Regions from separate parts of the Homo sapiens genome. Here region 1 is linked to region 2. The links are chromatin contacts, found by Hi-C or POLR2A ChIA-PET in ENCODE. All regions are on one chromosome and are shown on one strand. Each heading gives the region's core, a stretch centred on a gene start or an enhancer-like site at or near the end of the contact. The rest is flanking DNA. Distances are from core to core; before and after follow the strand shown.

The links. Hi-C counts contacts between places; a loop is a spot of excess contacts on that map. ChIA-PET counts read pairs that join two places held with the same protein, here RNA polymerase II (POLR2A). Pooled maps may share reads with other maps.
Region 1: a map of heart right ventricle shows a loop between it and region 2 (7-fold over the local background). The contact joins two enhancer-like sites. A Hi-C loop is called at or near these places in 2 of 168 maps with a recorded cell type or tissue (astrocyte of the cerebellum and heart right ventricle) and 1 of 50 pooled maps. POLR2A ChIA-PET finds 5 or more read pairs at or near these places in 1 of 52 experiments (activated CD4-positive, alpha-beta T cell).

The regions. Positions count from the first base shown.
Region 1 is chr6:14,881,316-14,886,317 of GRCh38, reverse strand. The region is part of intron 2 of LOC105374945 (a long non-coding RNA gene); the gene reads left to right. Among named protein-coding and RNA genes, the nearest start is that of JARID2-DT, 360 kb to the left of the region's middle. RefSeq lists an enhancer at 2,386-3,097. Within about 2 kb of position 3,475, at least 6 of the 41 ENCODE cell types and tissues checked have a DNase peak (open chromatin) inside an H3K27ac peak, as active enhancers do; they include heart right ventricle, where a contact is called at or near this core.
Region 2 is chr6:14,801,716-14,806,678 of GRCh38, reverse strand. No RefSeq gene overlaps it. Among named protein-coding and RNA genes, the nearest start is that of JARID2-DT, 440 kb to the left of the region's middle. RefSeq lists a silencer at 1,647-1,941 and an enhancer at 1,460-2,295. Within about 2 kb of position 1,823, at least 10 of the 41 ENCODE cell types and tissues checked have a DNase peak (open chromatin) inside an H3K27ac peak, as active enhancers do; they include heart right ventricle, where a contact is called at or near this core.

The sequences.
Region 1 (5,002 bases), core at 2,226-4,725, 78 kb before region 2:
GCTTATGTGGGTCTGTGCTCTATCCGGTTTTCATTCCTGGAAATGCACCTTTTCTTCTTCTATATTTTATTTTCATCACTGAATGCCTTTGTGTGAAACCTTTGGGTGCATGCCTCTCTTTCATCCAGATGTTCACACTCTCCTCCTTGAGGCCCAGCCTGAATGCCATGTCCTCTTACAGCCCTTAGTAGGGTAGTGAGTTTCTCCGAGCCATCCTGGTCCCACTGTGTCAAACTGTCCCAGTCACAGGAACCGCAGCAGCCCCCTGACTCTCCCCCAGCCCTGCTGGATCTCTCTAGTCCTGCCGGGCTTTCCCTCTGGGTGGGGACCAACAGGGAGTCGCTTAGTGTTTGAAAATGGCTGTGATGGCAATGGAGGCACCACCGCAGCTCCCCACAACAGACCCCACACTGTTGGTCTGGCCACTATAGTTGGGATTCTGTCTGCCTCCAGAAGGCCTCATGAATGAGGAACCTGTGTGACTTTTATCCTGTTCCTCTCCATCAGGCTCTGGGTTAGGGTGAGTGGGTGGGGATTACAATTCTTTCCCCCACACCAGGTCACAGCCTGCAATGGGACAGTGATAGAGCTTCGACTGACTCAGTTTTTAGCTCATCTCCGCCTTCTTAGGAAGATGGCTGTGGTCCAGAGGGAGCTGGCCGGGAAGTTTCTCATCCAGGGCTCTGCTGGCTCTTTAAGTGTGTTGACCCCGTACGGCTGTCTGAGGAGCTTCATAAAGGCATCAGTTGTAAGTGTCCAAATAGACAGCTCCATTTCCCTTTCCCATGAAGCTTCTCAGTTGTTCTTGCAAATAGAGCAGCTTCCTGTCCATCTCCCTCTCTCCATCCAGAAGCACTTCTGTCTTCTGAATTTTTTTTTTTTTTTTTTTTTTTTTTTTTTTTGAGACGAAGTCTCTCTTTTGTCAACCAGGCTGGAGTGCAATGGCGCGATCTCGGCTCACTGCAACCTCCGCCTCTTGGGTTCAAGCGATTTTCTTACCTCAGCCTCCCAAGTAGCTGGGATTACAGACATCTACCACCACAAAATTTTTTTGTATTTTTAGTAGAGACAGCGTTTCACCATGTTGGTCAGGCTGGTCTCAAACTCCTGACCTCAGGTGATACGCCCACCTCAGCCTCCCAAAGTGCTGGGATTACAGGCATGAACCACTGCCCCCGGCCTGTATTCTGAACTTCTATAGCCACCTTCACTTGTCTCTGTTTCCTATTCCATTCCTTTTTACACATGCATTATTTCAGACTGGGCTGGATTGTCCTGGAAGGCAGGATTCGTGTTGGAAAATATGTTCTTAGTAGGGGAGTGAAAAATTCGTATGCTTTTGTACCATATCAGTCTTATTAAGCCAGTCTCAGTTAGACCTGAAATTTATTTTCATGTCTTATCTTTGTCTCATCTCAGCTTAATATTGAGCGACTCTTGAATCTTTTAGAGTAGTTGTGATGGGCAGATACACCATTTGCTGTACCACATAGATCCTAAGAAATAATATCACCAGGCCATTTTCAAAGTCAAAAGCCACATAATTTAGTGTTTGGAAATACAAGATTTTTTTTTTTCCTCAAGTGTGGAGACTAGAAAAGTAAGCTGGAATGCCAAACACTTGTTTTGAAATTCTTTTAAACATTATAATTGATATTCCTTATGTTTGGCTTTGAAAACAATTCTCTCCAGAGCCTACAAAGAGCTCCCTCCGATCCTGGTAGCCGGCTGAGGCCGCAATGCTGGAAAAGTTGCCTGCCTGGGTCTGGGAGTCAATTCTGTTCTTTCTCATCAATAGTGGGAGGAGCCAAAGACGATGGAGCTCTAAAGTGTGGACCTCTTTCAGAGCAGTTAAAAAAATCAGTGTCTCTGGCAGAAGAAAAAGGGTAGGGGGAAGGACAACTCAGATCTTGGATCATAAATGAAAGCATCTCTTTAAGCCGCTGCTCCCTCCTTCCTCCTACCCCCAGGCTGCGCTCACACAGAATCGCAGAATCATCACCAAGAGTGGGTTTAAATTTGGTTGCACTGGTAAGGGTAAGGCCCTGACATGACCGTAAATTACAGGGGATGGGGTGCAGCAGCTGGAACTTAATGGGATTATTCTGGGTTGTGACCCCTGCCGGGCAACCCCACCAGGGAGAAGCCTCTGCATCCACACTAAAATTGCTCTGCACTCCATCAGCTGGAAAGGTGTCATATTGCGTTGTGTCAGTGACTTGAGAGTTCTTAATTCAGAGCAGCTGGTTGACCTCTGCAGGAAGGAGTGGCCTCTTTGGGCTATTTCCTCCTCACTGTCTCTTCAAACTTTGCTTTTGTGGAGTTTGGGCAGCAGATCTAATTGGTGGCTCTGTGGGCTTCCATGTGACTTTTCTGTAGCAGCACTTCCATCGGAGCTCCTTCCTCTTCCTCTAGGACCCGCGTTTTATTTTATTTTAGTTTCTTTGAGATGGAGTTTTGCTCTGTTGCCTGGCTGGAGTGCAGTGGCACTATTTTGGCTCACTGCAACCTTCGCCCCCCGGGTTCAAGCAGTTCTCCTGCCTGAGCCTCCCGAGTAGCTGGGATTACAGGTGCCCATCACCACGCCCTGCTAATTTTTGTATTTTTAGTAGAGACAGGGTTTCAACATGTTGGCCAGGCTGGTGTCAAACTCCTGACCCCAAGTGATCCACCTGCCTCGGCCTCCCAAAGTGCTGGTATTACAGGCATGAGCCACCGCGCCCGGCATGGGCCTGCATTTTAATCAAATCTCTAGTCACCTTTTCCTGGCCCAAGCGGTTCTGGAGAGCACCACCTCTCAGATCATGGAATTGAAGCTGGTTGGACGCATATGTTAAGTGTGGCTGTTACTTAAATACGTGGTCACCAGAATAGCTAATTAACATGCTTCCCTGCCCCTTCTGCCGTCCCCTGCACACAGAAAGGAAAATAATGTTTTATTTTTAATTTTTTGGCTTCTCTGATTTTGCTTGCTATTTTTGGCCGAAAGTCTATTTTATTAAGTTCAAAGGCATCTCTGTTTTGCCAGGAGTGGAGAAATAGAGCAACTTGCCAGCAGTACCTGAAGAGACCAGGGTCTTCTGGGCCATAGTGTTATTCTGGGAATCCTGGTTTCCACAGGAAGCATGCTGTTGATTTTTGTTTCTAATGTTGGAGTTTCGTAGTAACACTGTTTTAGTATTGGGGGACTGGGTGATGAGATTCCTCTTGGTATTTCATCCATTTACAGGCCACCACTGACTGAGCACCTACTACCTGTCCTGTGCTCTATTCTGAGACACAAGGATGAATGATCTGTGTCTTTAATGCTTGTGAGGCTCAGAGAGTATCGAGGAAGAAAGTTATGTAAACTGTGGATTGTAATGTAATGTGATAAGTACGGGTGTGTGTCTATTTGCAACACGAATGCTTCCAGGCATGCCAGCTTGTGGGTACAGATGAGGTCAAATGCACTGTCAGAACTCACATTTCATTGTTCCGGCCCCTCCCCCATCACTCAGAACCTCAGCCATTTATCGCTGTGAGTCCCTGGGGTCTCGCTTCTTTTCTTTGGCTCGTGCCTTTATGCTGTCCCTGGCCCCCAGGTCCACTGCTGGGTTCCTCTGCTGCTTGTGTTCCCTGGGATGACCCTTGGGCTTCTGCCAAAAGCCTGACAGCTCCTGCTCCCCAGGCCCACTCAATGCCTTGGTCCTCACCCACATCCCTGAGCTGAGCCACCCTCGGTCCTGGGCAAGAGAGGGGAGAACATGGCTCGCCTCTCTTTTGGGTTACATTTCATCACTGGGCACAAAGCAGCATGTCTGGGCTCCTGTGTCTCACAGCTCCTCTTTCAGCCAAGTTTCAGCAGAACTTGGACATAAATCCATGGGGCCAGGTCAGGGTCCAACATCTGGTACAAACACAATAAGCACCTTCTTGCAGACATCACCCCCATTGAGTAAGTGCATTCCTCTCTTTCTCTTACTTCCTTCTGCCAAGCATCACCTCCTTAAACAAATGGCTTCTGCCGGCCACTGGTCAGTTCATTAGACACACTCAGACTTAATGCTTCTTAAGGGTGTCCTTTTCTTCCTGCTCTCACCATTTTATTTCAGGTCCTCATGACCTTGCCTGAACTGTTGGCCATAGTTTTCTAATTGGCTTTCCTTCCTCTGGTCTTTGCTCCCTTCCACCCTGTACCCAGAGTTGCTTCAATCAATGACCATCCTTGGAAAGGGTCTGTTCTGAGTTTGCGTTGTACAGAAATGATCTTGCTAATTAGAGCAAGGTCCCAGGATATGATTAAAATTACATTGCTGGTGATTGGCCTCTTATATATTTTTTATATATACGGTTTTTACCTTACCCAGTTTCCAAATGGAATTTGATTTCATGTGATTCCATGAATCATTCTTGTTATTCCCAGCCCATCAATATCTAGGGGAAATGGCCATTTAGAATCAATGTCTTTATTTGTTCCATCTGGATAGTTATGAAATTTGAAAGCATTAGAACTCTTATGAAGAAGATGGTCCTTACCAAATTTCAGAAACAAAGATTGGATTTAGGCCCACCATAGCTTTATTCACGATGGGCTTTAATGATAGTATCTGAAATGGATTCACTAGAGAATGCGGTCCTGCCCTGGGGCCTCATGTTTCTGAACTGATGGAAACCGCTGGACGAGCAGAGCTGGGAGCTGGGAGAAGTCAGGATATTAACTAGGCAGCACTGGATAAATCACAAACCAAGATCCACAACTTCCTCAAAGGGTTGACTCATAGCATTGACCAGTGCCAAAGATCTACTACAATAGTAGCCTTAAAAAAAAAAAAGTTTCACTAAGGTCAAGAAGAACCATAAGCACTGCCTATGCATTAAATTAACACTGGGGAACATTTTTATCATAATGCAATACAATTTAGATTTTTCTCATTGTTTTCATTTTGGAGGGAAAAGTGAGCTCCTCAAAGCCGTTTGCTTAGTATGTGTGTCACCGATTTGGAGACCAGATGCTGGGAGA
Region 2 (4,963 bases), core at 574-3,073:
GATGTTGTCTGCACTGGTCCTTGTGTTCAGAATGTCCTTCCCAACTTTAAGAGGCTCTCATTTTGTCTTTAAGATCCAGCTCTGGGATCTCACCTTTCTCCAGGTAGATGATAATAAAAATATTTAACAACCTGTCTGATTGGGTTCTGAGCAGTTAGAACAGATGCCATGGATAACTACTGGTGTGGCCTTGCTTGAGCATGCCAGGAAACTGTCATCTGGGTCTACCCCACCAAGCAGGGTTGATCCTGCCCTGCTTTGCTGCACCACTGTATGTGTGGAGGCACACATTTTTCACCCTGTATTCATTCAACAGACATTTAATAATTGCCTACTCTGCTTAGACCCTGGCTAGATGACGGCAGTACAAGAATAAATGAGACAGTGTTTCTGCCCCTGAGGTGTCTGTGGTCTAGACATAGAGCTTTTGTTTTTCTCCTTATGTGATCATCTATAAAACTATGAGCTCCTTGGAGGGTGGGGACCAACTCTCTCACCTTGGCATCTTTGGTACCTGCCTGTACCTGGCATGTAGCATCCTCAGTCCGTATTTGTGGAATGAGGGGAGGATTATCTGGCTGGCATCCCCAGCGTCTGGGCCCACAGTTCAGGGTGTCAGTGTGTTAAAATGATTCCAGGGGTTGATTGGGCATGAGCTGAAGGGCTTCCAATGAGAGGTGTAGGTGACAATGTTTATTTATAAAGGCATAATTTAGAGAATTATGAGACTCATTTGCCTTCTCTGTTCCTCCAAATTCAACTCTCCTGCCCCCTTCTTCTTCTAGTTCTTTTTTGAATGGAATGTCAATGTCACCCACTCACTGGTTTTATATAGCTCTTATTGAAGTAAAATGCAACGGAAATTGTGCATATTAATTAAAAGCTCAGAATGTGCACAGTTTTGGAACTGCTAATTAAAACTCTTACCAATCAGGTTGCATTAGTGGTTTTAAACACTTTTCTTTTCCTGAACCTAGAACTTTGCTAACCAGAGAAGACGACTTTTAAAGAGGCAATTGTCAGGAATGATAGCACCTTTTTTTTAAATTTTAATGTTAAATTTTAATTTTAGAGTCTCACTCTGTCGCCCAGGCTGGAGTATAGTGGCTTGATCTTGGCTCACTGCAACCTCCGCCTCCTGGGTTCAAGCAGTTCCCCTGCCTCAGCCTCCCAAATAGCTGGGACTACAGGTGCACGCCACCATGCCTGGCTAATTTTTTGTATTTCAGTAGAGATGGGGTTTCACCATGTTGGCCAGGATGGTCTCAATCTCCTGACCTCATGATCCATCCACCTTGGCCTCCTAAAGTGCTGGGATTACAGGTGTGAGCCACCGCGCCCGGCCCAGAATCTTGTTTTAAAAACTGCTGTATGTACCTCCAGTGAAATCTGAGGTTTGGTGTCTCCCGGGCACTTTGAAGGTTATTGAGAGGGCACAAGTGATTTCTAAATCCCTTCCTTCTGCCCTCAAAGGATGGCTGCCACTGTGCAGGTAGCATAGCTGTTGGGAAAGGGCCTGAAAGCTCCTTCCTCCTCAGGCAGGTCAAGAGAAGCACGTGTCATCAGTTTCTGGGACTGTCTGGGCAACCATGGCCTCTGAAGTTTGAGCTCATGCTCTGCCCATGGCTGCAGCTGCCTGTGGTAAGCCGAATGAATTCCAGGAGGGAAGATGACAGAAGAGGCTCAAGGCTCCGGCTCTGTTCCCTGCTCTGCTTTCTTTCAGAGCCTGGAATTCTCCACCAAGCCCATCGCTGCTGCGTGGCTTTCTGGGCGCCGTGCCAAGGACTCACACTGGACTCTGTATTCAGCCCCAGATTGCATCCTGCCTCGGCGTTTGGGGTGGGGCGGCCCAGCAGGGCTCCCCTTGTGACTGGAGTCAGAGTTTGCCTGGGCTCCCCTGAGGCGGGCCTAGGCCGGGGTCGTGAGGCTGCTCCAACAAGCAGCCCCATTGTATCCCAGCCTGGGAGTGCACAGAGAGCGGCTCCTGTGATGGAGAAGCCCCTGTGCCTCTGCAGGGTTTGATTCCACCCAACCAGGCGAAGCCATGTGGTGAGCATGTGCTCGAGGCTGCCTGTGGTCGGGGACACGGGCTGGCCATGTGCTATGAGTTTGGGCTTCCTTTCTTTTTCAGAAGGTGTTTGATTCATGCAAAATGCTTAACGATGCCTGCTATGCACCTCATGGGGGATCAGATCCCCTTTGATGTGCGAGGTCTTTTTGGAGGTTCCAAAAAAACAGTTCAAAAGGTTTACTTTGGACACCACACCTCCAGCACATGTCGAAGTCAAAGCCAGGCTCCCCAGGCAGCACGCTGGAGAAAATATTTTGTGCCAGTTTCTTCCTCTTTCTCTGCTGTGTCTTGTGCTGAGCACAGATTTTTGACTTCACACTGTCCTGGTGGTGAAAAGAGGAGACTGAGCAAAGGAAAATAAACATCACTGAGCTTTTTGAGTGTCCAGGGAAGCAAAAGTGCACCGCGGTCTTTCAGTCCTGCTGAAACTGGGTGGTGAGAGCCGGGTGGATGAGCTGCCTGTGCTGACAGATCCTCCCTCATGCCTTAGGGCTTGGAGCGGTCCGAGGGAAGCACAGGCATTAACAGAGCCATCTGCCCGCCCCATGTGGGTCAAACCACAGTTTTGCCTGGGCTTGTGGTCAGGTGGCAGGCACAGTGCTGTTACCCTGTCTCCTCTCTTCCACGGTGCGTGTGACTTAGGGATGGCTCTGCAAAGATGGGGGTGCAGAGTGCAGAATGGGAGGCAGGACTGGAGACCCATGAAAGGGAAGGTTGGGACCCATGGAGAAATCATGTCTTATGCTGCATTGTTCTGAGAATTTCCTTGCTCTTCCCTGTGCCCCAGGCGTGGGGATGGAGAAGGTACCACCACCTCGTGAGCTCTGCTCACGAGCCGGGGGCTGTAGTGGTGGGATGGAGTGGGATTTCTCCCTGATTCTCTGGAGAAAGCAAAGCAGAAACATACCTTATCATGGATGTAGCCATGGCCTTGAAATCAGGGGCTCAGGGAAGGAATTTCTCCACTGTCTTGTCTAATTATCAGGAGTCCCTTGGAGGAAGTCATTTTTCTGTCTTATGGGGTATTTACCCACCAGCCAGGGTGGATGTTTCTGCAGTGACCAAACTGCTGTACACAAGTGAGGGGAGGGCTGGTGGACTCCAGATTACTTGGTCTTTCACTCTGCAAAAGAAAATGTTTTAGGGCCGGGAGCGGTGGCTCATGCCTGTAATCCCAGCACTTTGGGAGGTCAAGGTGGGCAGATCATGAGGGCAGGAGATGGCTAACACGGTGAAACCCTGCCTCCACTGAAAATACAAAAAAAAAAAAAAAAATTAACTGGGCATGGTGGTACATGCCTGTAGTTCCAGCTACTCGGGAGGCTGAGGCAGGAGAATCACTTGAACCGGGGAGGTGGAGGTTGCAGTGAGCCAAGATTGTGCCACTGCACTCCAGCCTGGATGACAGAGCGAGACTCTATATCAAAAAAAAAAGAAAGAAAAGGTTTTAAAATTTACAAGTCGAGGAACAGCACAGGCTCCGGGTGGGCCCAGAGACCAGAATCTGGAGTGTTTGCTAGCACAGGTGTGCAGGAGTGGCAGCGGGGAGGGACACGACCCAGAGGCCCCCACAGCTCTGCTTTCTGTGCCCTAGGGATGATATCATTTATTTCTATCCTTGCACGATGCAGGTGACTGCCCCCAGCAACCCCCAACCCCCTCACCAAAACTGGCATCTCTGAAAAGCCACAAATGCTCAGTCAGCCTCCAGTGCGATTTTAGCACAACATATGGAAATCTACTGGGGCCAACTCTGCAACTATCTGGCAAATGATAGGTATGTAGAATTGCAAACTATTCTTTATGCAGTTTAACTCAGGCTTTTGTATCACTCTCCAGTTTCCCTTCATAGATTTCCTTGAAGTTCTGCAAGTCCCCTCCCTCATCTGTGGCTGAAAATAATCCCTATGCACCGTCCAGTCTCTGTTAGGCTAAGACTGCTCCGTTGTCCTGCTCCTAGAGGAATTCAATGAATTATTCTTTTTCTTTCCTGGGTTCATGTCCTTGGAGATCCCCTCTGGCTTCAGAGCATCCCTACACATTTCTCTGTCGCTTCATGCTGTGGCTTTGCCAGTTTTCTCATGTTTTCTGAAATCCCTTCTTTTTAGCAGAGGTAGGTTTCTGCCCAGGCATCATTTTCTTAGTCTTTGCGTATCACATTCTGTCAGCCCTTCTCTCCGTGTCACTCTAGGTTCTTCTTTTCATTTTAGAACAGATGTTAGCATTTTAAAAAGTCCATTTCTGATTGAGTTAGCAATTCATGATTAGTTACTCTGGGTCAAGCAGTGTACCAGGCACTTTCATTTCTCAGTAATTTACAGGGCACTCCTGCATTGCTATTCCATTTTTAGACATGAAAATACTGTCACCCGATGAGTTACACTGGTAGTAAGTAGTGGAGAAGCTCCTCTAACACAAAATCAAATTCTCTTTTCTCTGTATCACATGTGGTTCCCTCATAGCTAGATGGAGACCACTCTCAATTTCACATAACATTTAGAAATGTCTCCAGTTCTGGCCGGGCTCAGTGGCTCACGCCTGTAATCCCAGCACTTTGGGAGGCTGAGGCGGGTGAATCACTTGGGGCCAGGAGTTCAAGGCCCGCCTGAACAACATGGCAAAACCCTGTCTCTACTAAAAACACAAAAATTAGCCAGTCATGGTGGTGCATGCCTATAATCCCAGCTACTCAGGAGGCTGAGGTGGGAGGATCGCTTGAACTCGGGAGACGGATGTTACAGTGAGCTGTGATCAGGCTCCTGCACTCCAGCCTGGGTGACAGAATGAGACTCTATCGCAAAAAAAAAAAAAAAAAAAAAAAGAAAGAAATGTTTCCAGTTCCCCCACATGCCTGTCTTGGAGAGGTAACTAATCCAAAGTGACAGATGAAAC